Linked DNA regions of Homo sapiens: all the other regions are linked to region 2. A link is a loop called in an ENCODE intact Hi-C map of the cell type or tissue named here. Cell type or tissue: heart left ventricle. All regions are shown on one strand. Each heading gives the region's core, and the rest is flanking DNA. Links, peaks and the distances in the headings are about the cores only.

The links. Peaks named below come from ENCODE experiments on the same cell type or tissue, not always from the same donor. Only the 100,000 strongest peaks of a DNase experiment are listed, where the experiment ranks them.
Region 1: it touches region 2 in a loop (2.3-fold over the local background); 12 of 110 quality-filtered maps call a loop at or near these places.
Region 3: it touches region 2 in a loop (2.7-fold over the local background); 6 of 110 quality-filtered maps call a loop at or near these places.
Region 4: a loop joins it to region 2, with 2.1 times the contacts of the local background. A loop is called at or near these places in 27 of 110 quality-filtered maps.

What each region holds. Positions count from the first base shown.
Region 1 is chr7:107,200,666-107,208,402 of GRCh38, reverse strand. HBP1 (HMG-box transcription factor 1) reads right to left here. Exons shown (of 11, transcript NM_012257.4): 11 at 5,881-6,989. The coding sequence ends at 6,972. COG5 (component of oligomeric golgi complex 5) reads left to right here. Exons shown (of 22, transcript NM_006348.5): 22 at 4,773-7,031. The coding sequence ends at 4,887. It overlaps LOC124901720 (a long non-coding RNA gene), which reads right to left and starts at 4,773. Exons shown (of 2, transcript XR_007060471.1): 1 at 3,912-4,773; 2 at 1-2,710. In heart left ventricle, for the core only: a CTCF peak has its summit at 6,374 (motif pointing left); a DNase peak (open chromatin) is centred at 6,382; H3K27ac peaks cover 441 bases.
Region 2 is chr7:107,575,977-107,584,536 of GRCh38, reverse strand. DUS4L-BCAP29 (DUS4L-BCAP29 readthrough) reads right to left here. Exons shown (of 13, transcript NR_163941.2): 6 at 7,945-8,171; 7 at 3,673-3,778; 8 at 555-655. It overlaps BCAP29 (B cell receptor associated protein 29), which reads right to left and starts at 4,291. Exons shown (of 8, transcript NM_018844.4): 1 at 4,236-4,291; 2 at 3,673-3,778; 3 at 555-655. The coding sequence starts at 3,764. DUS4L (dihydrouridine synthase 4 like) reads right to left here. Exons shown (of 8, transcript NM_181581.3): 7 at 7,945-8,171; 8 at 6,014-7,224. The coding sequence ends at 6,977. RefSeq lists an enhancer at 3,784-3,853 and a silencer at 3,944-4,433. In heart left ventricle, for the core only: CTCF peaks have their summits at 3,775 and 3,977; DNase peaks (open chromatin) are centred at 4,156 and 4,296; H3K4me3 peaks cover 2,500 bases; H3K27ac peaks cover 2,460 bases.
Region 3 is chr7:107,183,722-107,186,221 of GRCh38, reverse strand. HBP1 (HMG-box transcription factor 1) reads right to left here. Exons shown (of 11, transcript NM_012257.4): 4 at 280-421. Among named protein-coding and RNA genes, the nearest start is that of HBP1, 16 kb to the right of the region's middle. In heart left ventricle, for the core only: no CTCF peak of the experiment used is centred there; no DNase peak of the experiment used is centred there.
Region 4 is chr7:107,721,452-107,730,011 of GRCh38, reverse strand. No RefSeq gene overlaps it. Among named protein-coding and RNA genes, the nearest start is that of CBLL1, 18 kb to the left of the region's middle. In heart left ventricle, for the core only: CTCF peaks have their summits at 4,487 and 4,689 (motif pointing right); no DNase peak of the experiment used is centred there.

The DNA of each region.
Region 1 (7,737 bases), core at 5,238-7,737, 380 kb after region 2:
TGTCCTGCTGTGTGTACATCACAAATCTGTTTTCTTTTGCTTCTCTTTAAAAATGTCTCCTGAGTGATTTCATCAGCAGTGCTGTTGCTAAGCCTATATTTAGCAACTGAAAATCATGCTCAGAAATACTGTCATGCTTTTTTAAAAAGGCATATCCATCCCTCCACACATGGCTGATTCCAGAACCTTCATGCCCTTAGCAAAAAATTGAGCTGTCCTTCAGGGTTTCAAAAAAAGTACTGTACTCCTGCTGCACCCCAGGCTCTTGGCAAGGAGGGGACTTTTGTCCTAGAGAATGTTCTTTCTTATGTATTATTGCAAAACAATTTTGTTCTTGCATACTGAAGCATCACTGGATGAATTTCTTTCCCCTGTAGACAAACCGAGGGTGAGTATTGCTCTTTAAATGTCAGTAAATTTGTTTTAGCTTCTGGGGCAAACCTTGTTGTATACTCATTCTGTTCCTCCCAGCATAATATGTTAGGTTGTCATAAAATAGGGCAAATTGAGGATAGTGTAACTACTGCTGCTGAATAAATGGGAAATAGTGAACCATCCTGCCTTCCTGTTTTCTTCTGACACCAGATGCTTTCTGGAGCTTAAATGAATACTAGTCAAGTTCATTTGAAAATCAGAGTAATAACTTACTCATGGGACCAAGTGGTGTAAATGGGGGCAGTTGTATGTGTTCAGCCTGCATCAGGCAGGTGCTCCAGACACGTGTGCTCCCTCAGATGCAGAGGCAGCCGCCTGGCTCGTGCCTGTGGGTAAGTGTTGAATGTGTTTTCAATAAAGATAGAGTCTTTGATGGAAAGATTTCTCAAGCTCTGTAACAGCGGTGGGGTTGGCCTCAAATCCATTTACTCTGGATATTTGCCGTGGAGAGCAACTCTTCTTCTTATGGCCCTCTTTGAGTAGGAGTACACAAATGTTCACAGACCTTATTAGCCTAGTGGTACTTTTATCTACACCATCAGAGAATGCTTGGTGCCATGTGCATCCTTGGATCCCTTGCCCTCTTGCCATGGTCCAGGGTCCACAATCTGGAAGCCATTCCCTCAGCTCCTCTGTACTTCTGCAGAACTCCCAAGATCTCCATCGATGGAGGGAAATGTTTCTCCTCCTGGTACCATGTCACTAGCTACCTATCAGTTCTGTGAATGGAGTGTCTGAAATAGGACGAAGAGGGAGGATGGAACCAGGGAAAAGCCTGGGCTTAACTGCTTATTGAGGCATGTAGTGTATCTTTAAGTCATTTATGCATTTCAGTACTTACTAATCACATTGAATATTTAAATGCCTGACAAAAATCAATGTTGTTTTCCATGAAAACTTCCACTTGGCTAGTTTTTGTCATGTTGAGCAGTGTTGCCATGTTACCACAAACCATTCCTCTACTAATCGTGTTTTTTTTCTCAATAAGGATAACCTCAATAATCTACTTATTTTGGTTACAAACCAGAGTTAAGACTAACTGTTACATAACACTTGGCCTGACTTCCAAGAAAGCTAATGTTTTGCTTAAGCAAATGAAGTAATTTAATAAGTACTCGAAAATCTTGCTCTAATTTCATGTGGGAGGGCAGCTTAATCTTTTTTGCCCCATACTTCTGATGGTGTTTTTGATGACTACCCAAAAATCTAACCAAACTCATTTCTGATCTCTTCTACATGTTGTGTAACTTACGTGATGTCTTATCCTTTTAAATGCCAACGAAACTAAGTTGATTTTTGTCCATCAAATATATCTAATCCATTCACTATGAAATGATTGTAGTTCCTGTGAATTTAAACACTTCTTATACGCTGATACATACACCTTGGTGTCTTAAAGACAGATGAGCCCTTGGGGATTTCTTTACTGTATATGATTCTGTAGGGACTACATTTGGGGAGTGGAGACAATTTCCCAGGATGGCATACCAACTAGAAGCATATTACCAAAAGAAGCAAGTTTTTTTCATAGAAAAATATCTCCATTCAGGGTCAGCTCTGGTTTAACTAAGGCATCTCACAAAACATTGTTCTCTAAGAGCACTAAATTCCATCTTGCATGCCAGTTGAGAGTGGTATGTTAGCTGGGACTTGAAACTGGGTATGTGAGCTGAGTAATGGTATGAACTTACATGTTATTTAAAACAGCTACACTTCTTCTGGCTCACGCCTGTAATCCCAGCACTTTGGGAAGCCCAGGTGGGCGGATCACGAGGTCAAGAGATCGAGACCATCCTGGCCAACACGGTGAAACCCCGTCTCTACTAAAAATACAAAAAAATTAGCCGGGTGCAATGGCGGGCGCCTGTAGTCCCAGCTACTCGGGAGGCTGAGGCAGGAGAATGGCGTGAACCCAGGAGGCGGAGCTTGCAGTGAGCCAAGATTGCGGCACTGCACTCCAGCCTGGGCGACAGAGCAAGACTCCGTCTCAAAAAAATAAAAAAAAAAAAAAAACAGCTACACTTCTTCAGTAAGGGCTTGCCCATCCCCCTGCATACCTGATTTAAAGTACTCCTGCCCTGACCAGAGCATGGAGCCAGCCTTCAGGGATTCCAAAGTGCCGGATCCTACTAAGTCAAGGCTGTTGATACAGAGGTGAGATCGTTTCACAAACCTGTGTGACTCCAAGATGGTTTCCATTCTTTCCTGCTGCCTGGAGTTAAGAAAGGCTTTCCTTAAAAGGGAGCATTGAAGCCGAGTCCTAAGAGATAAAGAGCTGCGCAAGAAAGTAAGCAAGGAAGGGTATTCTAAGGATAAGGAAGATAATGTGCAAAGGGCTAAGAGAATGTGGCTCTTTAACTGAAACATTCAGTATGGCCAAAGATAAACAGGCCCTTTGGCACCCCCTACTTTGTTAGGCAGAGACAGCTTTATTTCATAGCAATGTATGAACAAACACCCTTGATCTTTCCCTAGGTGGGCAGCCAGGTTGGGCCATACAAATGGGGCAAATATGCTTTGCACATTACTTGGTAACACAAAAATGGAAACTAATGATTTGAGGGTCTTTTTAGGCCACATCAAGCTATCTAAAACCCAGCAGTAGCACAGAAAGGGCTGGGAGCAGCTTGATGATGAAGCTGGTATTCAGTTGGGTTGAGTCTAGGCACTGACCAGAGCATGGAACCAGCCTTCAGGAATTCCACAATGCTGGATCCTGCTAAGTCAAGGCTGTTGATACAGAAGTCAGACCTTTCCAGATTTCCTATAAAGAACAGGGCACGGCAAGTGCTGTAATACTTCAGGGGAAATCTCTTGCTATAATATGGAAGACTGACCAGAACAGGGGAGAAACAGCAGTAGGATGCTCACCACCTTAAGAGGCTACAGCAATCATTAGGGCACAAGATAGCAAGGGTTCAAAGTGAAGCGAAGGGGAGAGGAGGGACTGGATGTGGAAATGTGTGTAGCAAATTAATAGGATTTGGTAATTGTTTCGGTGTAGGAGGGGAAAAGAACTAAGAGACCTTAAGTTGATGGTGCCCTTTGTTGAAATAAGGGAAGGCGGGCAGAACGCTGCCCCAATTTTTTGACAAATGAGTTTGAGGCTACCTGGAAGCAAGTCAGATAAAACTGTCCAGAGGACAGGAAGAAGCAGAGATCAGGAGGGGGAGGTCGAGGGCTGGAACTTAAGAGATTTGAAATCCCTTTACGTATGACAGTGGCTTGTGGGATGAAGGGCACTACAAACTGATCAGTGATAGCCAGACTCTGGGGAAATGTTTTCCCCACAATTCAATGAAAAATCTTGAACAAACCCAATTAGATTAGTATTTTCAGTATTTGAGAGCAAAAGAAAACCACTTAAGTGCTATCGTATGTGAGCTGAGTAATGGTATTAACTTACATCTTTATACAAATGCTCCAATCTCAAACTGAAATTTTGAAGAAAATATGACAAAAATGTATTTGTGTACCTGGTACTTAAATAGACCAATAATTAAAAATTAATCTCGTAGCCATTCTTTTTAGCTCCACTTAAACAGACGATCTGGTTCAGGGACTGACGAACTTTTTCTGTAAAAGAAGGGCCAGATATATTTCAGACTTTGCAGGCCACATGGTCTCTGCCTCAACTATTCAACTCTGCCATTGTGTGAAAGCAGCCACAGACAATATATAAATGAACAAGCATCAGGCTAGATTCAGCCTGCAGGCAGTTTGCTAACCCCCAACCTAATCCATGAGATCATAATCATAAACAATGGAATGGTACATCCCCTTGATTAAATTCAGACTGCTTCCCGATCATGTATTTTGCCATTACAGCCCAAGAGCACTTATTCTAGTTGTTGGTTGTTCATAGTTCATCAAATAACAGGAATATAATGCATCTACTGGTGTTACCGAATGTGCCAAAGGGCCCCATCCCCTTGTACTCTTGAGCGTGCCTTTCAGAGGCGCAGGATGCCCCTCGTGAGCTCTGGGAGTAGGCACAAATGCCCATTCCGTTGCCGGTGTCTTCAGTAGGGAAGCAGGGAAAAGGGAAATTGAGAACATATTTACACAGCCAGAGGACTCCGAGTATATGACTAGACCACTAAGAACAATGCAGACTGAAAACATGGTTATAGTTTTTCACACTAAACGTAGTAACCGTAGTAACCATAGTAACACTACCAGTAACTGAGTGAAGGCTGTTGGTCACTTGGCTTGTGAAACCGAGCATTAACAGTTCCAGAAATGAGCTTACTAATAATTTTTATATATTGGTATCCCCTTAACTGTTTTATGTGATTTATCTAATATTTTGACATTGTTTTCATTTTGGTTTTCAGGGGAGCCCTGGAAGCTTATGTTCAATCAGTGAGAAGTAGAGAAGGCAAAGAATTTGCACCAGTTTATCCCATAATGGTTCAGCTGCTTCAAAAGGCTATGTCTGCTCTTCAGTAATGACATGAAATCTTTGTTCATCTCCACTTTGTGCTAACCCATTCATAGTTGGCAGTTAAACACATACTCCAAAAGACTGCTACTATCTACTATTTTAAGAATGTAATTGATTGTTCGGTATTTCCTATCGACGTTTATTTACCTCTTTAGCACTTATACTTTAGCATAAAAAATGTTGAGTTATCACCACCTTTCAATTCCATGGACCTGATTTTTCCAGAAAGATGTTTTCCTCTTTCAGATTTTTGTACAAGGCTAAAATGTCTTTCCCATCCATAACCAAGTCCTCCTATGGGTACATAAACCCAAAGTCCCCACTTCTTTTAAAGGGATATGATCAAGTTATAACATGTACCCTGCTTCCCCCAACCCTGCCTTCTTCACTAAATAAGCATGTAGCTCAGTGGTTTCCAAATTTGGCTGCACATTCATACCAATCACCAGGGGATTTTTTTAAAATCCTGATGCCCAACTTGCACTCCACATTAATTAACATGTCTAGGAGTGGGAGCCTGACAGACACCACTATTAAAAAAAAAAAAAATCCCCAAAATGATTCCAATAGACAACAAAGTTGAGGAACCACTGGCACATCCCAAGCTAAGATACAAGGTTAAATGGCCTTTTTAAGTATGTCATACTGGATCTTTAAATAAAGCAAGGCTTTTGTTACACTTTGTCATGTTATTAAAAGCAGACCTTTGGGCTGTTTAACCGTGTAACAAAAATGCCACGTGAAAAATAAAAATTTTTATTGTATAGCAATTCTCTATAAATAGTAGATAATCTAAGTCCTTATTTTCTGATGGCTCTTGTTCCACTATTAACATTGTTTTTAATTTTTAAAATCCTATCAGCAGCCTCCTAATTAGCAGTGTTAGGAATTTGCCTTATGTTTTCCATCTCATCTCCTGAACCTGTTATTCTGAGAACTCATAAATAAAATTCAGCCAAGATTAATCAATCAATCAATCAATCAGTAGACGTCAGAGATAAGCAACTTTTTTTTCCATTTATTTGAAATAATATACAAGAATATAGTGTGCAAAATTTAGGGGCAACATCATGAAGAAGTGTGATGAACTGAAATCAATTTTACAGCTGTGATTCCTAACCAGAAACACCACTTGGTAAGTAACATGAAAAGCCATGATTGTAGCTCAGAGCAAAAGCAGCTGTATTGCCAATGTATTTGCTCTAATTTTAGACAGTTGGAGGAAAATTAAAGTGCAAGTGTTGCACTGCAGTAAGTGCAAAGTCTGCCCCCACCATAAAGATTATGATGACAAAATATATTTAAGATACATGGCTGAGGAGATACAGAACACGAAGTTAAAAAATACAATGGTGTTGACTGTTTGTTAATAGCACCATTACAGTGACTATATCCCAATGCTATTAACTAACTTTACCTTGGCCTGGGCTAGGTCTCCATTGGAAATAATAACGGATGGCTGCTGCCACCTGGTGCATCAACTCAGCATGCCATGGTAACTGCAGCAGGTGGCTCTTAGGCTGGGACACCAACACCAGCCACCTGCCCCATGTTCTGGTAGCCTCTTGGCACTGACCAGACTAGGAGCGCCTATGTTTGGCACAGATGCTGAGCCATGTGGTGGTTACTAGAGGAAAGGCCGACTCCCAGCTTCTGCTTCATTTCATCATGTGTACAATACAGATTAATAAGCAGTAAGGAGCCAATGTATAAACAGCAGTTACATATTTTTTAAATTCCCCTTTCGTACAATTTAAAATAAAACATGTATACACTTCTCCTCTCTTTCTACTGTACTTTAGCACCACAGGATATCAATTTTCAAGCCTATTATTACCTGATAGACATATATGAAGTTTGGAAGAAAAATAAGGCAATTTGGTTTAAAATGTTGATAGTTTTAGCTTAATGCTCTAATGGAGAAAGCAAATCCTCACTCATATTATTAAATCATTTCAAGACTCAATGCTATCAGTATCTTATGGTCACACGAATTGAGGACAAATGGTGAGACCTTGATCTTCTTAAGTCTTTCCATCAAGAGTCAATGTATATGCAAATATAGACTTAAGAACATAAGCATCCTGGTTTAATGTTGTTGTGAGCCCTGTGGAAATAAAATTAAACTCAGTGAATGTTTACAAATCAATACATAGTAATCCTATATATGAAAGCTAAGATGTATAAGATGTTTATAAATTTACTATTAGAAAATACTGCTTTCTTAAAGGTGATTTTAAAAAGCTAGCTGATATCTGATGGCTCAAGCATCCAGAAAATGTATGCAATGATAAGACATTGACTAGGATGAACAGAAAAGGGATACAGGAAAAGTCCGAACACATGAAATTCTAAATTAACCAAGAACTGCCAAAATTCAGTTCAGCCACCCTCTCATCTGACTACTGACTGACCACTATTTTTAAAGAAATTGTGAAAAATTTAAACAGATATGACCTGCATTTTACTAAGAAACAGGCACATGTACACAATGAATTTAAAACATCTTTGGCCAGCCCTCCTACTATAAAAATATTGATATCTTCCCTTCATCTTTCAATGATACTTCAAATTGACCCCACTATATCACATGTAATTTTTTTGCAATTAATCTAAAAACGCTGAACCTAAAAGATGCTAGTTTAGTAATGGAAAAGTTATAAGAAACAAGTCTATCCAAGATAGCTTATCATATAGACTTGTTTGCCACCATTCCTGGGCCTATTTCTTCTCCTCCTTGAAATTTTTCAATCTAGAAATTCTGTGCCAATGGCACAAGTCCCCATGAATGACAGCTAACATACCCCAACACCTCCAGCCTTATTGGTCCCTCACCAATTAAGGAAAAAAAGCTG
Region 2 (8,560 bases), core at 2,698-5,197:
AGGTTTTGCTATGTTGCCCAGGCTAGTCTCAAACTCCTGGACTCAGGCAATCCTCCCGCCTTGGCCTCCCAAAGTGCTAGGATTACAGGCCTGAGCCACCTCGCCCGGCCATGTTTATTTTTTAATCCAGTCCAAATGCACACCCTGCATCTAAGACTCCTTTGGAGAGCCTAATGATTCTATTCTTTTATTTGCCTTTCTAACAGCTAAGCTCCTGGGTGCCTAGGACATCACAGTAACAAAGGAGAGACAACACCATGAAAAATAAAGTCTGGTAACTCTGAACAGCAAGGTATGCATTAATATACAGCATTTAAATCTTAAAATAACCTAGAAGGGGTTAAGAATCATTGTGCCCTGTTGAAACTTAAGCTTGAACATACAGAATGGTAGTATCTATCAACTGTGTATCAATAGATCAGTATCCACTCTATGTACTATCAATATACTATATAAAGTCAACTGTACACCAATTGTAACATCAACTCTATTAATTAAAAAGAAATTCATTTAAAAAAAGTTATATTTATTCAAAGAAGGGATCTAGTACTTACCTAGAAATAGAACAATCAATAGGATGATAATGGTAAGGAAAGCCTTGTTCCAAAAAGTTGCAATTTTACCCCAGACATTAAATGAAAAAATCTTCTGCCATCTGTAAAGCAATACAATTATATTAGGTATAAAAAAACTAAAATAAAGTTTTGAAATACTTTTTAAATACTGAAGTAACATTTTAGTAATTGTGTAGCAAGTGAAAATTACAGAAATTTAATTTTAAAATTTATTAATTCTGACATGACAGAATATCTCATGAATTAAAAAACAACTCTTTCAAATTTAATAATAACCTGATATTTGATTATCCTCTGTCTGGTGGCTTAAATATTCTAAAAGTAAACCATACATGAGCAAAACCTTAAAAAGGAATTCTTGCAGTAGTAAAATATTATATTGTTGATAGAAGCTACTACTCTGTATCTTTTTCATGGTCAGAGAAATGACTTAGAAATAAAGATATATTGTTCTAACAATTGGCAACATTTCAGGAGTGGGGTCTAACTCTGCATACTGATTTTTATATAGTACAATTTTAACGTATACTCCAACTAAAAGTTTCTCTACTTTAACCATGAGGGAATTATAAAAACTACCCAGGTATTATACACATAAATTGAAAAAATCTTAAATATGTAGCTTGATAATTTTCACACACACACTATATATATATATATAAAACCATGTAATTACTACAGATAAAGATGTGAACATAGAGGAAATGAGATGGGGAAATAGTCTAGGTGGATTGAACAGTATAAACAAAGACAGTGGTAAGAAAGCATGGGTTATAAATGGCAAAGTGGCAAAATAATCCATCACGCAATAGGAAAGGTAACAAACTTTGTACAAGGGCAATTTAAATGAGTAACACTTTAGTTGAAAGGAGGCAGAAAAATGTAGTAAGCACTTAAATAGCTTCAAGCACTTACAACTTGAAAAAAACAGTTTCACTTTAAGATTAGGACACATTTAAGATTTAAGATTAGGACAACTTCAAGTAACTACTTGAAATTGGTGGGTTGAGGGAGATTCATACAGATGAATCGGTTCATTTTGTCTCTGCTTCCAAGTCCAAGCATTTTATACAGCCAATATTTAAATTATGCAATATAAAATTTTATATTTTTAAGAGAACATAAGTGGTAATACCTTGATCTAGGTCCAAATGTAAATTTACTTATTTCTTCAAGGTTTGGTGTGGTGTAAAAGGGAATGTAAGAGATCTCTCATAGGGAACAACTAGCAGTTGAGCACCTTATCATAGCTAATACCTATTGTGTTCTCACTATATTATGGTTCTAAGTACTTTTACATGTTTTATCTCATTTAATTACAACAACTACCGTAAGGGGTAGACACTAGTACTACCTCCATTTTACAGATGGGGAAACAGATCAGAGAGGATCAAGAGCATGCCCAAGGTTAGTAACATGCAGTTATAGGTGACCTGATTTCTGAGCATGTGCCTTTAACCACTGGGTTATGTAAGAAAATAATAGAGACTAAATGATGAAATATTTTCTTTAAAGATTATGGTGATACAAATATAAAAGATAAAAAGATGTGGATACACACATAGGACATATTGTAAATGATCTGCGTGCATACATACCGTATTTTCTTTATATCTGTACATGAGAACACATTTATATATCATATGCAAATATACACACATCTATCTAATAGCTACTTGATCAGGATGGGTAAAATTTTTATTTGGCAGGAAGAAAAATATTGATCCATAAGTTACAGATCACTCTGATGGAGTAAAGATCAACTGACAATTTTTCCTTCTTTGCAAACCCTTAAGCCTTATCTATAAATTAGATGTTTATATACAAAATCTTTCTTTCTCTTGAGTATATAGGATTCTATCATTGCAAATATTACCAAAAAGCAAAACAGGGTGTTACTGAGTTTGAAACAAAACCTACAGGATGAGAGGCAGCATGATGGAGTAGAAAGAACACTGGACTAAGAGCCAGATTTTTTTCTAGAATCTGTCACTTACCAGCTAGGTAACCGTAGGCTACTTGCCCTCCTGGGTCTCAGTACGTGATATATAGAACATGGGTGGAATGGATCAAATAAGATCAAAGACCCTACAGTATGATTCAATTTTTTTTCTTTAGTAAGAAACAACTTACTGAGCTTAGCTTAGCTGATAGAGAAGGACAGAAGAGAGCAGAAATCCAGGCAGGTAAGGAGCAAGTTAGGAGTTGTGAAAGACTATCTGGACCCTGAGCTAAGGTGAAACTTTAAGAAGTTTCTCCCAGTCCTGGGATTTTAATACACTTTAGTGGGTTATCTCTAGGATCTCACTTATGAAATACTTTCTTTTATGCCAGGAGTATGAACAAATATCTTGCAATATTTTTATTACATGTGTATTTCCCCATTCATACTATCAAATTTCTGGATCTAAAATTAAACGACTAAAAAGTAGATTACTGCAAGGGTAAAATGAACCACTGCTTGGCTTGAAACACTGTACTTGGTTCTTCAAGACCTTAGAAGTTCCGTCACTAACGAACTAATGCTAATACATGGTTGTGATACTTTTCACATTCAGCACTTTTAATATACATTCATTAATTTTATGTGAAATCAAAAGTAGTAAAATTGTCATTAATGAAACTAACGGTTACAAAGGCGAAAACTAAGAATAATTTATTGGCTTTGGTTTCTAAATTGCTGTTCCAGTGCCTCAGTGAAACACTTTTACACCCATGCTGTACTGTAAACATGATTTATCCACTTATATTTATTTAGTTCATGGCTCCAATTCAGGGCAATAAAACAAAGGTAAAACCTGAGACAAGGCAGGGCAGGTGTTAAAAGTATAATCGTTGCTTTATTATATCTGTAATCAACAGAATCAAAAGTATAGGCGCCTTTTCTTTTAGAAGGGAAGAAAAAGTTATTTCACTTGTACACGTAACAGAGTTTTATATAAAATGTTATTTTAATATTGTCATTATATACTACCTAATTCGTTAGGTGAGTTTATTTTCAAAGACTTTCGAAACTTTTTAATGTTCAGAAAACTTTTTCCATTTTACATTAAGAGCGATCCAATATTTATTAGTTAACGATTTGAAGGTTTCCTACCTCTGAGGAGGAATAAAAGGTAGGCAGAAGATTAAAATGAGTCCTATTTCGGCATAAAGAAAGGTTGCCACTGCAGCCCATTGGAGTGTCATTTTTTTCTTCACACCTAAATGGAAAAACACTTATTTTCTCTTGCTTCCTTTCAAACAAAACCGGGTTCAAGGCCCCGAGGCGCAGCGTTTTTGTCCAGGGGATGGACAGTGTTCCACCTTCCCCCACCTGGGAAGGCAAGCACGGACCCCGGTCAGGAAGGGGAAAAGGGTGGCCCGGGAAGCGGGTGTCGCCACCTCCCTGGGAGTCGTGGGAACTGGCGAGGCGGCTCGCTGGCCACTGCCTTTTCCGCCAGCTTCGCGGCGACAGAAGCCCAACGCCTCCCTCCACCAACGCCCGGCTTCCCGGCCCTCCCGCTCCCAGAAGGCGCCGCGGGCCCTCGACCACCGCGCCGCGGACCGGGCCGGGCCGGGTCGGGCCAGGCCAGCTCCGCGGGGTTCTCCAGACCAGGCAGCGGCGCTCTCCCTCCGCGGCCTACGCCCCACGGGTCCCCGGGTCGCAGAAGCCCTTACCCGCCGGCAGCCCGCCTGGCTCCCTGCGCTGCTCCGCGGCCGCCGACGCGCGGGACGTCAGACGCCGCGGCTGGGCGGGGGAGGGGAGCCAGGGCCCCACCCCGCCTCACGCCCCGCAGGCTCCCGCCCGCGGGTCCGTCCCGGCTGAGGTCACAGGCGGCGCGACCACGTTTATTGGCAACAGTTGTTTTCTAATTGGCGGCAGGTCAGAGAATGAGTTAGACTTTTGACCTGATGCTTGGAGGTCGGAGCGCAACTTCTTCAGGAGGACAGACTTTCCACTGCTAAGTGCGGCCCCGGCGGGAGGGTGCCGGGGTCCAGGTCTAAGGAGCGGCGCCGGGCGGCGGGGCTGGATTGGGTGGTGCAAATTCAGCGAACGCGCTTAAGACGCACTCCTTTCCGGTCACCTACTCTCTCTTCATGGTGGGAACTGTTTGTGTCCAGAATTAAGCTATATTTAATAAAGGGCCAGGATGAGGTGGTCGTGCAGCATTTTGTTCTGGAGAACCTAGGATCAACTGTATGTCACAACATATTCCGTAGGCGTTCCCGTTCCCGTCCATGGGCTGGGAAGAGACAGTAAACTTTACCGTGATGTTTGGGGACTGGTACGAAAGGTGGGTATGGGGATATTCTTTCACTATTTTCCAGCTTTTCAAACTGTGCGTGTACATTTAAGTTGTTGAGTTTTTTCAATATTGACAACGTATCAGGAATTTAATAAAAGTACTATCCTGGTAACAATTATTTGGGGAATAGTAAATAAATGTTGAAAATTGATAATTATAGAATATAAAACATTCAAAAACACATTTAAGTTGGTGCTTTTTCTTAATTTATCACTAATATTCTGGATCACATGTAACAGAAAAAATAGAAAAATAGACTTTGAACATAAATTAACCATAAGGAAGATTTTTTTTTTTTTTTTGAGATGGAGTCTCCCAATGTCGCCCAGGCTGGATTGTGGTGGTGCGATCTCGGCTCACTGTAGCCTCTGCCTCCCAGGTTCAAGTGATTCTCTGGCCCCAGTCTCCAGAGTGGCTGGGATTACAGGCGCCTGCCACCATGCCTAGCTAATTGTTGTATTTTTAGCAGAGACAGGGTTTCACCATGTTGGCCAGGCTGGTCTCGAACTCCTGGACTCAAGTGATCTGCCTGCCTTGGCCTCCCAAACTGTTGGGATTACAGGTGTGAGCCACCGCGCCTAGCCAGGAAGTTACTTTTTTTTTTTTTTTTTTGAGACAGAGTCTTGCTCTGTTGCCCAGGCAGGAGTGCAGTGGCGCAATCTCAGCTCACTGCAAGCTCCACCTCCCAGGTTCACACCATTCTCCTGCCTCAGCCTCCTGAGTAGCTGGGACTATAGGCGCCCGCCACCACGCCCAGCTAATTTTTGTATTTTTAGTAGAGACGGGGTTTCACCGTGTTATCCAGGATGGTCTTGATCTCCTGACCTCGTGATCTGCCCGTCTTGGCCTCCCAAAGTGCTGGGATCACAGGCGTGAGCCACCGCGCCCGGCCAGGAAGTTACTTTTAATCAAAAGTGTTAGAACTTCTTGCCCATCCACGCTGGTTCCTTCCAAACACCGAGCACATTACTCTAGTGATGATGCTGTGCTCACAACACTAGGGTAATTCAATTCAGAGTTCTGACCATACCTCCCTATTTTGTACAGTATTCATAGAAAATGAAACAGCGAGTTATCTTTAAAAAAAAAAATGCATTAACTGAAAAGTGAAAACAGAATGTACTGAGAAAAAAGATGGCACCACAGTGCTTATGTTAAAATGGATTCATTCAATATTCCCAAACGTGAATTAAACAGTTTTACATAATTGTTTCCTTATAACAGTTTTCATGTTGGCAAAACAAAATAATACTTTAATTATGAACGGTTTTATTTCAGTCTGAGATACTTAATTCTTGCAGTGCATGCCCACCGATAACAAAATCTATTAATAACACTCCAAAACCATGGGACTTTAAAGTTACAATCAACGGCTGAGAGGCACAAAAGTAATTAGGTTTTAAAGTTAAAAACAAAACCTGGTTACTATTCTCTAGGAAATATTTCAAATATATAATCATCTCCAGGTTGGACACCAAATTTCCTATACTTAAGATATGGTAGATTGCAATTAATTTTATCTTTTTAGGTAGGAGATTATTAAGCTTTCAATCTTTGGAGGACCTAGAAGTTTTGAAATGTACCAAATTTAATGTCATTAACCAAATGGAATTTTTAATATAAGTTCTGAGTGCAATTCTATTCAGAATTTCCTGTTCTTTTTCATTTTGGATGGATGTTGGTATTTGTTCCACCACTTTTTTGCACCTGCATACTTCTTGTTAATTTATAGATACTATAAGCCATAATTTCTTAGTATTAAATTTTATTTTAAAATGTTAAAAACATGATTAGGAAAAAATTCCCACTCTACCCATCCCCCCAATATCTATAGAACAGGATTCAGAGCAGTATTTGTCAATGTTTGCCTAGGATGATCAGGATGTTTGAACCACTGGGAGTTTTCTTTAAACTGTGTATTTCTGGGTCTACTCCAGATCTACCTAATCAGAATCTCTGAGGGTGGTGTCTACAACTGATTTTTAAAAAACGCTCCCAGGAATTGTTTTTATACTAAAATTTGAGAGCTACTGGTTTAAGGTACAAAATATGACCTTCTGTGGTTTCACTGTGGGTCTAAAAGTATATATTAAAATTATTTGGGAAGTCTAGTCAAATGCCATAATGGTCTGTAAGGTAATCTATGATTGCTGATGTGCTTGACAGAGCATTAAATACCCTTTTTTCCTGCCTTGAAGTTATCTTTTCCATCATGTACATTAAATGTTGATGGAAACACATGTAAGGAGTCCCGAGTTCAAGAGCAATGTCAACCCAGTCCCAGATGCATTTCAGTGGGGTTTCCTCATATCCAGCAAACATGGCCGGGTTTGCTAAGAGTCCTCTTGCAACCATCACACCTACAAATTAAAGCACACCATATTTGTCCATACATTAAGAACCCCTGGTTATTAGTTCAAGCTCAATGAAGCAAACAGTATATTTTTAAAAAGTATTATCACAAGGTTTTGTAATGTCTTTATTGCATTAATATGTTTAATCCGATTACAAAAGAATTAATTTTGGTACCTTTTGTAAACCAGGAAAGTTTAAATGTACGTACAGAAATCTTTATTTTTTAAAGATTTCTACATTAAACCATTAGTCTTTAGTTTTTCTTTAGGGTAAATCTGGATTGTCATAAATTGGGCTGCTTAAAGTTCAGTTTATCTATATTCTCCCATCTAGCAATTATAGGGCTTGGCATGCCAATAATTTAAGGGAATAATGAAACTGCATAGCAGTTCTGGGATTCCTTTAGCTCTTATCATTCTCGAGTTCACTTACTCTTATTTCTAGGTGCTTTATTTTACTAGTAGGCTATCTGGAAAATTCTTCACTGGTCACTAGATATGATGGTGTCAGAAAAGTAACTGAATTAATTTATCCCAGTTAAGATAATCCATGTTTTTCTAGGTAGAAAACTTAACATCATTTTAATAAATCGCTTAGCTTAAAACAGTACAATGGGAAAATATGGCTTAATGTTAAACAAAACAAATGAAAATCAAATTAACATTACTTCCCCACTCTCATTTCTTCCCCCCCCAATTAAAAGAACCCAAGTACTTATTTCTTACCATCTGTCCCAGTAATCCGCCACACATTTTCTGCTTCCTTTAAGCTTCTGATGTCTCCATTAGCAATTACAGGTATAGACATATTTTCCTTAATTATTTTAATGGAATCATAGTGCACTGGCTGATGTCTTTCTTCAGCAGTTCTTCCATGGACTGTAATCCATGAAACTCCTGTTGCTTCAGCCTTTTGACAAAGATCTACAGTTCTTTTAAGGTCATCATGGATCCTACAATTTCAAAATTACATTTATCTGTTCACAGCACACAAATCTTAATGCTAACATTAACTGACTAAAATGGTATTTCATCTACCAAATTAGTTAGCTTTGCTATATCATATTATTACTCTATGTCATTATCAGCAAGGTTTTCTTCAGGGAGCAGTTCCTACACAAGACCTCAAATTTAGCTATTTCACTATTGACAACAAAGGACAAAAAACAAGTTTTATCTTAGACCTAGTGCTTCTATGTTTTGGCTTTGATAAATGAAAGACCCATGAAAGTACTGTCACAGATGAATTTAAACCTTAATATTTGCTGTGCATGCCCCCATCCCCCAGTGGGAGAATATAATACTTTATCTTGAAATATGTTTTCAGGCTGGGCACCGTGGC
Region 3 (2,500 bases), core at 1-2,500, 400 kb after region 2:
TCAAAAACTGAGGGTTGTCAGGCTGTGGGAGAATTTGCTAAAAAAAAAAAAAAAAGAAAAAAAAAGAAAAAAAAGACACACACAAAACAAAGTTTTTGGAAGCTTTAGTTATACGCACATTCCCATTAATAATAAGCTTTCCTAACACATAGCAGAGCTGTATATAAAATCAAATCCAGATCACTAACAGAACAGTGAGACTACTTCCTATGAGGAATGTTAATGTACTTCAACTGTTGTACAAACTTTGTAAAAGTTTAACCTCATAAATAAACTTACCCTTTCGTGTCTTACTGGTGTTTCCTCCTTCCAATGGTGATGAGGGAAGGCTGGTTCACTCTTCGAAGAAGAGGACACTGGTGGAGGGCGTGCATAGGAATGTAAACTTTTGCTAGTGGCTATGATGTGTACAGGAGATGATCTAAAATAAAGCAACAGTTTCAACCATAAGCATAGGTCCTTAAAGTAGATCTTTCCTATTAATGAAAGAACTTCATATTTAAAACGCCAATGTTATTACATTGAACACATTTATGGTAAACACTAGTAAAGACAGCAAGATTTCATTTTATAATTATATTCCTTAACTCCTTATCCAAACCCTCCTCACACATTTTAGACATCGTTTTTTTCAGATTTGACAATATATTTTAAACTACGACTATGGTTTCATTTATTTATCCCATTCATTTTTCTATCAATACATATACATGTGTATATTTCGTTTGTGAATGATAATACCCCCTCTAATGCAGGGCGTCCTATCCATTTCTTTCTTCTACTTTGATGTACTCAGTAAGTCTCAGTATGAAGACAGCATTTAAGCTTAGTGTAACCAACTCTGAACTCTTTATCTACCAACCACATATCACTGGGCAGATACAAGAACTACCTTAAGCAAAAATGCTTACACTTTTTATAGCAGAGAGCAGCCTATCCACCCTCCTTGTAACTGGACACTATTTCTTGTTTTCTAATACAAACTTGCTGAAAAGCAACTACATATAAGGTCTAGTTATTTTTTCTCCTCAAAGATCACCTTAAAAAAAAAACTTTATCCCTTGCCCTCTTTTCTTCCCCTCAAAAGTCTCTTTTACCAGACAATGCTCCCTTTAGAGTATATGGAGCTCCCAGGAGCATACCCAGATCCTTCCCTCACAAACAGACCAGATATTCATGGGTGGGGTAACAGAAAGAAACAAGCCTATAGAGGATGATGAATGATGTGTATGGACTCAGCAGTCTGGAAAGGAAGCAGAGAGGAAGACAGCCAGGTGGAGGAGGGAAAACCATCTGAAGGTAAGGTCCCAAATCAGGATAATTGTCTGAGATGCCAAATAGAGATCTGGTCCTTAACAGAAAAAGTTTATGCATGTCTGTACTAATACTCTTTAAAAAGGAGAGGAAGGGCCGGGTGCAGTGGCTCATGCCTGTAATCCCACCCAGCACTTTGGGAGGCCAAGGCAAGCGGATCACGAGGTCAGGAGATGGAGACCATCCTGGCTAACACAGTGAAACCCCATCTCTACTTAAAATACAAAAAACCAGCCAGGCATGGTGGTGGGTGCCTGCAGTCCCAGCTACTCGGGAGGCTGAGGCAGGAGAATGGCGTGAACCCGGAAGGCGGAGCTTGCAGTGAGCCGAGATTGCACCACTGCACTCGAGCCTGGGCGACAGAGCAAGACTCCGTCTCAAAAAAACAAAAACAAAAAAGAGAGAAAGGACATCTTTCCAATTTTTCCCTTATTCCCTGAGAATTTGTATTAGCCCTTCAATTTCTACCTTATCCTCATTAACATTTTTCATTTTACCTTTCCAGAAATTACTTTTACATAAGGATCTATACTTTCATGTTCACATCACTCCTTAAATCGAAAGGCCCTCAGATTTCCATGCATTGTAGCATACTCTCCAATTTTTGATTTCAAATTATATGCTGAATGTTTCATCTTTTGCCCAAAAACTGCCCATCCTGTTATTACACATTTAGATATATATGAAGTATCAGAGAATGGCCAAACTGCTAAATATTCCTTTTGTTCATTCCTGACTCCCTAATTTTAAAAAGTGAGTTTTATCAGTTCTTCTGTTTAACCATTTAAAACAGAAGTAACAAAAAGTAAAAATAAATAAAAATGAAGGGAACAATGTGATATTCTAAAATGTATATGGCCTAAATACTCTGTGAAAATTAACATGCTAAACACGTCCAAACACTAACAGCATTGATTTCTTCATCTCTCTCTCTATTCAGGGGTAATATAAATTTTTACCTGTCCTCAACTCCTTAACTATAGACTTCAGATATCAAAGCTCAGTAACACAGTTTAACACTCAACAATAAGCTGCATGAGCAGACAGTGTTAGGAGGTAGGCCAGACAACAGAGCATTACTCAAAATGCTGGACAGAATAATACATCCTCAGGGAGATACTCCTTTCCTTATGTCTTATGTTTTTATTTACACTGATTTTCTTCTGAAGGGTTTACTCACTTTCCA
Region 4 (8,560 bases), core at 3,192-5,691, 140 kb before region 2:
TGATCTGCCTGACTCAGCCTCCCAAAGTCCTGGGATTACAGGCATGAGCCACTGCACTCGCTGGAGCCTCTTTTTGAGGGCACTAATCCCATTCATGAGGGTGCTGCCCTCATGACCTAGCCACCTCTCAACAGTCCCACCTCCTAAGACCATCACATTGGGGGTGAGATTTCAACATATAAATTTTAGGGAGATAAAAGCATTCAGACCATAGCAAAAGTTATTCCTGAGTAGAATGATTTAGGGTGATTCTTAGAATTTTATTCTAGTCTTATTTGAGGGGTTTTTAGTTGGAGTTTTAATATTTTTCACCCACATATTTTGATGAGCTAAATCACTAATGAACTTAAGTTTAAAACTATGCTAAACTGAGGTAGAATTCTAGAATCATAAACATACAGTGTTTTCCAGTATTATCACCACGTAAGTCAATCCTGTATGTTTACTTGTGCAATTGATAAGCTTAGGTAAGAAGTTGATTCCACTTAGGTAAGAAGTTTAAATTAAATCTGAGGCAAATTAATTATGCATTGTATTTTTGTAACAGCTCTCCCCCCATTTCATTGGTAAGTATTTCAGTATGAATCTCTAAAATATAACATAGTGACAATGCCATTATCACACCTTTGTCTCTTCAAAAAGTCAAGGTCACGAGGGGAGAAAAGGGTAGGAGGACTTTTTTGAATTAATAAAAGTAAAGGCATTTAATCGTTATCATTATTTTAGAGTATACTACTACTTGTTTTTTAAAAATATTAACTGTAAGACAGCCTCAGGCGGGTCCTTCAGGAGGTATTCCAGAAAAAAGCATTGTTATCATAGAAGATGACAGCACTTTTTCAAATGCAATGAAATTGATTGGATCCAAATTCAGGGGAAAATAGCTATAAAAATTTGGAGAAATTTTAATATAGATGGGCCAGAAGATGATATAAGATAATTATTCTTGAGTATAATAATGGTATTTTGGTTAGGAGATGAATGCTGACTCGGTAGGAGGTAGCATATCATGATGTGCAAGTTACTTTCAAAATATATATAGGTAGATAGGCATATACATAAGGCAAGGATGGCAAAATGTTAACAACTGGTGAATCTTGGTGGGGGGCGTGTAGTATTGTATCCTTTCAACATCTGTGGTGTTGAAAATACTGTATAATTAAAAGTTGGGGAAAAAAACTCTAGACAGATTCATTTGTAACAAAAATAAATGGAAACAAAACAAATTAAAATAAAGGATATCCGGTGCTATAAATTGAATATTTGTATCCTCCCAACTCCACCTGTTAAAGCCCTAACCCCCAGTGTTTATGGTGTTTGGGGATGGAGCTTTGGATGATAATTAGGATTAGATGGTCATGAGGGTGGGGCTTCATGGTGGGTTCAGTGCCTTTATAAGAAGAGACACTGAAGAGCTTTCCTCTCTCTGTTTCTCTCCACACACATGTGCTTAGGAAAGGCTATGTGAACACACAGTGAGAAGGTAGCTGTCTGCAAGCCAGCAAGAGAAGTCTCACCAGAACCCAGCCATGCTGGCACCCTCATCTCAGACTTCCAGCCTTCAGAACTGTGAGAAAGTAAGTTTCTTTTGTTTACATCACCCAGTCTATGGTATTTTGTTATGGCAGCCCAAGCTGATTCATACAGATTTTGGTACCAAGAAACAGGGTGCTGTGTAACAAATACCTAAATATGTGGAAGCAGCTTGAAACTGCATAATGAGAGACTGGGAGAGCTTTGAGATGCATACTAGAAATATGACCATTAAGGGCAATTCTGGGGAGGTCTCAGACAGAAATGAAGAACAAGTCATTGGAAGAATATATTAATTGGAGGAAAGGTGATCTTTGATATAAAGTAGCAAAGAATTTAGCTGGACTGTGTTCTAGTATTTTGTGGAAGGTAGAACTTGTGAGGCTGAATTGGATATTTTACTAAGCAAAGTGTCCGAGGAGTAGCTTGGTTCCTCCTGAGTGCTTATAGCAAAATGTGAAATGAAAGAGATGAATTGAAGAAGGAATTAAGCAAAAGGGAACCAGAGCTTGAAGATTTGAGAAAATTATCAGCCTATCCATATTGCAAAAAATGAGAAAGCTTGTCCTGAAAAGAATACTAAGGGTGTGGATGAACATCCATTTGATAAAAAGATCATGAGTGCAGTTCGTGAACACAATCAGCCATTTCAACAGAAAGCAGGCATAGAGATGGGATTATACCAGCAGAGACACCATCTGTTTGAACTAAAGGGGACAAAGAAAGAGAGGGCCCGGTGCAGTGGCTCACACCTGTATCCTAGCACTTTGAGAGGCTGAGGCAGGTGGATCACTTGAGCTCAGGAGTTTGAGACCAGTGTGGGCAACATGGTGAAACCCTGTCTCTACAAAAAATACCAAAAAAAAATTGCCAGGCATGGTGGCATGCACCTGTAGTCCCAGCTACTTGGGGGAGCTGAGGCAGGAGGATTGCTTGTGCCTAGGAAGTTGAGGCTGCAGTGAGCCATGATCATGCCACTTCACTGCAGCCTGGGCAACGGAGCCAGATCTTGTCAAGGAAAGGGGAGGGGAGGGGAGGGGAAGGCAGTGGGAGGTATGACTGACTTCTTGGATTTTACAGGACAGGACCATAGAGCTATTCAGCTGTGAAAGTGAGCTACTCTTCAGGAAAAGGACAAAAGGACCCCAAAGGCAATTGAGAGATCATCAGGACTGCCACTCCTACCACAGGCTAAGAGTGCATGGGCCCAGGGGGATGGCGTAGGGCAAGACTGCCTCCACCTTGGTTTCAAAGGTCTCTGCCCAGCAAAGCTTCATGTTTGTGGCCACACATTAGCAGTGGGGGTAATGCTACTACCTCAATGAGTCTGGAAGACCGAGATTTGAGCCAAAGAGGAATTTCCTCCAGGCTTAAGATATAACAGAATTTGCCTTGCTAAGTTTTGGACTTGCTTGGGACCCATCACTCCTTCCTTCTCTCCTATTTCTTTATTTTTGAACGGGGATGTGTATTCTATGCCTGTCTCACCATTTTATTTTGGAAGCACGTAACTTGTCTGGTTTCACAAGTTCATAGCTGGAGAGGAATTTTGCCTCAGGATGAATCTTATCTGTACCTGGTTTAGATATTTAAATGAGACTTTTTACTTTAGATTTCAGAATTGATCCTGCAATAAGACTTTTGGGGATTGTTGGGATGAAATGAATGTATTTTGCATGCAGTAAAGACATGAATTTTGGGGGACCAGGGGGCAGAATATTATGGAGTGTATCCTCCCCCAATTTCATGTGGATGCTGTAACCCTCAGTGATGGTATTTGGGTATGGGGCCTTTGGGAGGTAATTAGCATTAGATGAGGTCATGAAGATTGGGCCCTCATGATGGGATTAGTTTCCTTATAGGAAGAAACACCAGAGAGCTTGCATGTGCCTGCCCCGAGGAAAGGTCTTGTGAGCCACACTGCAAGAAGGCTGCTGTCTGCAAGCCAAGGAGGGAGGTCTCACCAAAACCCAGTCATGCCAGCACCCTGATCTGACTTCCAGCCTCCAGAACTATGAGAAAATAAATTTCTGCTATTTCCACCACCCAGTCTATGGCATTTTGTTATGGCAGCCCAAGCTGACTAATATACCTGGGAATGACCTAATTTCCCTGAGTTGCACAGAAGATCCTTTACAGTACCATGAAAATAAAATATACTAGAAAGAGAAAAGATTGGTACTTAATTGCAGTGAATCTCTCACTGAGAGGCTAGAGAATAATATACTCTTTCTTTGTTAGGAATAAACACTCCAGATTGTTGGAACAGAGTGTGAGCTCTCTATCTAATTTGCTATATGGGGAGGAGAGTGTCAGTCTTCACCTAACTTTAGCTATTCTATTTATTGTTACTGTTTGCTTATCTCCTGCAATAAGAGGCAATACAAATGATAGCCTAGTTCTCCTTAACCTAAAGGAATTCAGAATGAATCTTGTCTGCCCAGTGTCCAATTCAGGACATTTATTTGGCCCTTTATTAATGCCCCAGGGAACAATCTACCTGCTTCCTTGGACCCTGTTAACATTTAAATCTTTTTCAGCTATCTCTAGGGTGTTAAACCACACCATCAACATTCACTTATCAAAAGAAATTGTACTGATTTCTTTAATTGTAGAATTGACTCAGTGTTTTAGAATAGTAGTTAAAGGATTTGGGCTCTGGAATTTAACTCAGCAGTTTACTTCCCGAGTGGCCTTCCTTAGGCAATTCACTTAACCTTTCTTTTTCTCAATTTCCATTATCTGTAAAATGAGGATACCTGTTCCCACCTGTAGTGTTTTTGTGGAAATTACATTAGCCAGTGAGGCCAGGTGTGGTGGCTCACACCTGTAATCCCAATGCTTTGGGATGCTGTGGTGGGACAATTGCTGGAGCCCAGGAGTTTGACGCTGCAGTGAACTGTGATTGTGCCACTGCACTCTTGCCTGGGCAACAGAGCAAGATCCTGACCCTAAAAATAATAATAAGTAAGTAAATAAAAAATAAATTAGCCAAAGAATTTAAATAACTAGCATCACAACTTTCACAATGCCTAACAAATAATAAGCACTTAATGACTGTGAGTCATCTTCGTCTTTGTCTTCATCATCCTCAAATTTGACAGGTAGATAAAAATCCTAGACAGAAACCGTTTTAGGAGATGGTGTCCACTAGGTGGCACCAGTCACAGGTAAATAAAGTCTCCCACATACGTTTCACCAAAAGTTTGGAAGTCATGAAGAGATGTAAAATATTTTGCATTATTGCAATGGCAATAATGCAATATATAGAGAGAGATATATAAATATATTGTGGCCCCAAAACTAGATATTTCCTCCCAAATAATTACCTAATGGATGTCTTACAAGCAAACATGTTCTGATTTGTGATTCCCAGGCCCCAGGAGATTCTGATGCAGGGATCAGCAGACGAACTTTGAGAAACTCTCGTTTTCTGTAGCTGGGTATGATGGTACGATACTAAACCTCACCATCTCAGGAGTGTAATTAGGGTCAGGTTTGGCTAACAACTGGAGCTTTTGTTTTGCAGAAATATATTCCTCCTACTTATGTTGTAGCAGGGTGTGATTTGGAGAAGAACCCTGTTGAAGGTCAGAGATTTTGTACCTAACATTCTGTGGAAGGAAACTCTTTGTGGGCAGTAGGGAGGGGAGTAGACAGCTGACACAGGGACAAGAACTTGGTTGGAAGAGCAAGAGTTCAAATAAGGTTTTTAGGCAGTTTTTCTACATGACAAGTAAATATCCACAATCCTTTTGTAATTGGATGTTTTTCTGATATCTGAGAAACTCTTAGTAAAGCAAGAACAAAATGGGCTAGACATTTGAGTTATAATACTTTTCAACTTTTCTGTCTTGACTCCTTTCTGTTATCCCTAAGCCTTCAAGCAAAATCTTATTAAACATATCCTAGTTATGTTTAAGGGAGGTAAGGCTGTGTCCATCTTTGAGATGTATTATTATACCAGTTGAAACTGAGTTATAGAATTAAGGTGACAAACTTTTAAACATGTGAATGCACTCATTAATAAAGAAATTGAATAAAAGCCTGGAATTCCTACATAGGATGGACTGTTTTGTCATTTGGGTATCAAAGGGCAAGGTGATCCCAGAAGACTGGCCATGGTAATACTCTAAATCGGCTGAAGACCTAGGGGCTGGAGATGGATCCCAGACGGGGAGAAGTTGACAGAAAAAAAGCATAAAAGGGTAAAAGTGAAGAGGAGATGTAAGCAAATTGGAACATAATTAAATTGGGTAGAAGTTGAAAAGAGCATTTTGGGAAGTCGATCTGTCCTGGCCTTTCTGTCTTAGAAAGAAATAAAAGAGAGGCCTGTGGCAGAACCATTCCTTCAACTTCCTGACCCCCAACTCCCATCCCATCCTAAATTCCTTTCATCCCAGAGAAAGGGGAGTATTCATCCTATACAAGTTAGATCCCCTCTTGTCTTTTGTCCACACACCATCAGTTATCTATTCCCTCTTGTACATTTTCAATTCTTCTTTCATTACTAGTTCTACTCTTTAAGTATGTATGTGTGTGGGAGGATCCCTTGAGCACCAGGAGTTTGAGACCAGCCTGGGCAATATAGCAAGAACCTCTCTCTATAAAACAAATAATACAAAAATTAGCCCGGCATAGTGTGGCAAGTCTGTGGTCCCAGCTATTCAGGAAGCTGAGTGGTAGGTTCACTTGAGCCCGAGATGTCAAGGCTGCAGTGAGCTGTAATTGTGCTACTGAGCTCCAGCCTGGGCAACAGAGGGAGATCCTTTCTCAAAAAAGAACATAGTATCAGTGGTCACCAATATTTTTAGCTCTCCTTCCCTTCTTAGACATTTGGAAGTATTATATTTGCCCGCTTTTTTTACTTTGGCCACCGAAATGTGAGTGAAAGTTACATGTTGCTTCTGGGTGGAAATATTTGAAGCAGGTTCACAATTCTTGCTTTTATTGTTTTGTTTTGTTCTTCCTTGCCTTCAAGAAAGGTGATCCTGTGTTGAGATAATAGATGTCTAAGATCAAAGCTGCCTAGAATGCTAAGTCATCACATGGAAAAAAAAATTGCCTTGACCCACAGCAAACATTCAGCAAGAAAAAACCACCCCAGACTTTTCTTGTATAAGTCACTAAAGTTTTTGCTCTTTTTAGTTCTGAGGTATGAATGTGTTAGGTTACTGTAGTATAATTAAACCTATCCTGACTAATATAAATGCTATGCAAACACATATTTTAAATACATCTATTTTAGCCCCCACTTCCAACTAGCTGGCCACCCATAAGCCTCCCTAAACAGAAATTATGGAGCTGCCAATGCTTGTGAACTGACCCTCTTCAAGTCTCCCATATTTCAGTAATTATCAGCACCATCCACTTAGTTACTCAATCCAGAATTCAAAAACAGAGATTATCTCAATTCTTCCCTCTTCCTCCCCTCACAGTCTGATCACTAAGTTTTCCTAAGTCTGTCTCAAATAGATCCTGAACATCTGCAATGGCCTTCTTCCTGTTCCTACTTCCGGTCTTGGAATATTTTATATATATATATATATATATATATATATATATATATATATATATATATATAAAAAATACAATACCTTCTTGTGGTACAAAATCAGAAGTTAATAAAGGGTCTACAGTAAAAATTCGGCCTCGAACCCCTGCCCCCAGGTACCCAGTTCCTTCCTGTAGGCAACCAAAATGACCAGTTCCTTTTGTATCCTTTGAGATATGCTCTGCACATAGAAACAAACAGTCTACACTTCTCTCAGAATAATCTTTTTTTTTTTTTTTGAGATGGAGTCTCGCTCTGGAGTGCAGTGGCACAATCTCAGCTCACTGCAACCTCTGCCTCCCGGGTTCAAGCGATTCTCCTGCCTCAGCCTCCCAAGTAGCTGGGTTTACAGGCGTGTGCCACCAGGCCCTGCTAATTTTTGCATTTTTAGTAGAAACAGCGTCTCACTATGTTGGCCAGGCTGTCTCGAACTCCTGGCCTCAGGTGATTCGCCTGCCTCAGCCTTCCAAAGTGCTGGGACTACAGGTGTGAACCACTGCACCTGGCCAGAATAATCTTTTAAAAATACAAATCTTACCATATTTTCTGAGTCTGAAGCCTTTCAGTGCTTTCCCATTACAAACTTTTGATTGTTTAGCATCCTGCTTTGATGACCTCCTTGCCTTTTCTCTCTCTTACCACCCTCCAGTCCTGCTGATCTTTCACTTGTGAGACAACCCCCCTCCCCACTGAGTTCTTTCCTGACTCAGAGTGTTTACCTATACTGTTCCCTCTGCCTGAAAACTTTTTCCCCAGATCTGTACATGCCAATTCCTTCCTTAAATGTTACCTCTTTAGAGAGTGTGCTATTCTTATCATTCTCTATTATTGCCCTCCATTTGTCGCCTTCAGTCTCTACCTCCTTATAATGGCTATGGCTATGTAAGTAGTCATTATATATTTATTGGTATGTTTACTTCTTTACTGATCATCTCCCACGTTAGACTATAAGTTCCGTGAGAATAGCAACTGTCTTTTTTTTTTTTAACCATTCCCTGGATACCCAGCCCCTAGTTCTGTGTCTATTACAAAGTAGGTGCACATTAAACATTTGATGAATGAATGAATGAGGAACTAATGGAAAAATCTAATACTTTGGGGTAGGAATGCAGATGGGCAGAGGAAGATGAAACTAAAAAGAGAAACTAGCCTCAACTATTTAAGCAGGCAAATTTGGCCTGCATATTGTTTCTCCCCTGAGTGTAAGTTTTTATCCCATGCCTCCTTACACCATGTGGCTGGCTCTGCCTCTGGTTAGGCCAGCCACTTATTATGCAGAAGAAGGGCTGGGGAGAAAGAAGAGCAGAGCATCACTCCCACACTTTCAAGCCCTTTAATTCTTTGGGAGAAGATGGCAGTAAGCACAGAATGCTCATTTGCCACAGCTTGTATTTTGTTGTAAACATTTAATAACGGGTTTAAACAGAAATATTGAGCAATCACTCCTTGCTTTGTTTTAGGGACCAAAAGTTT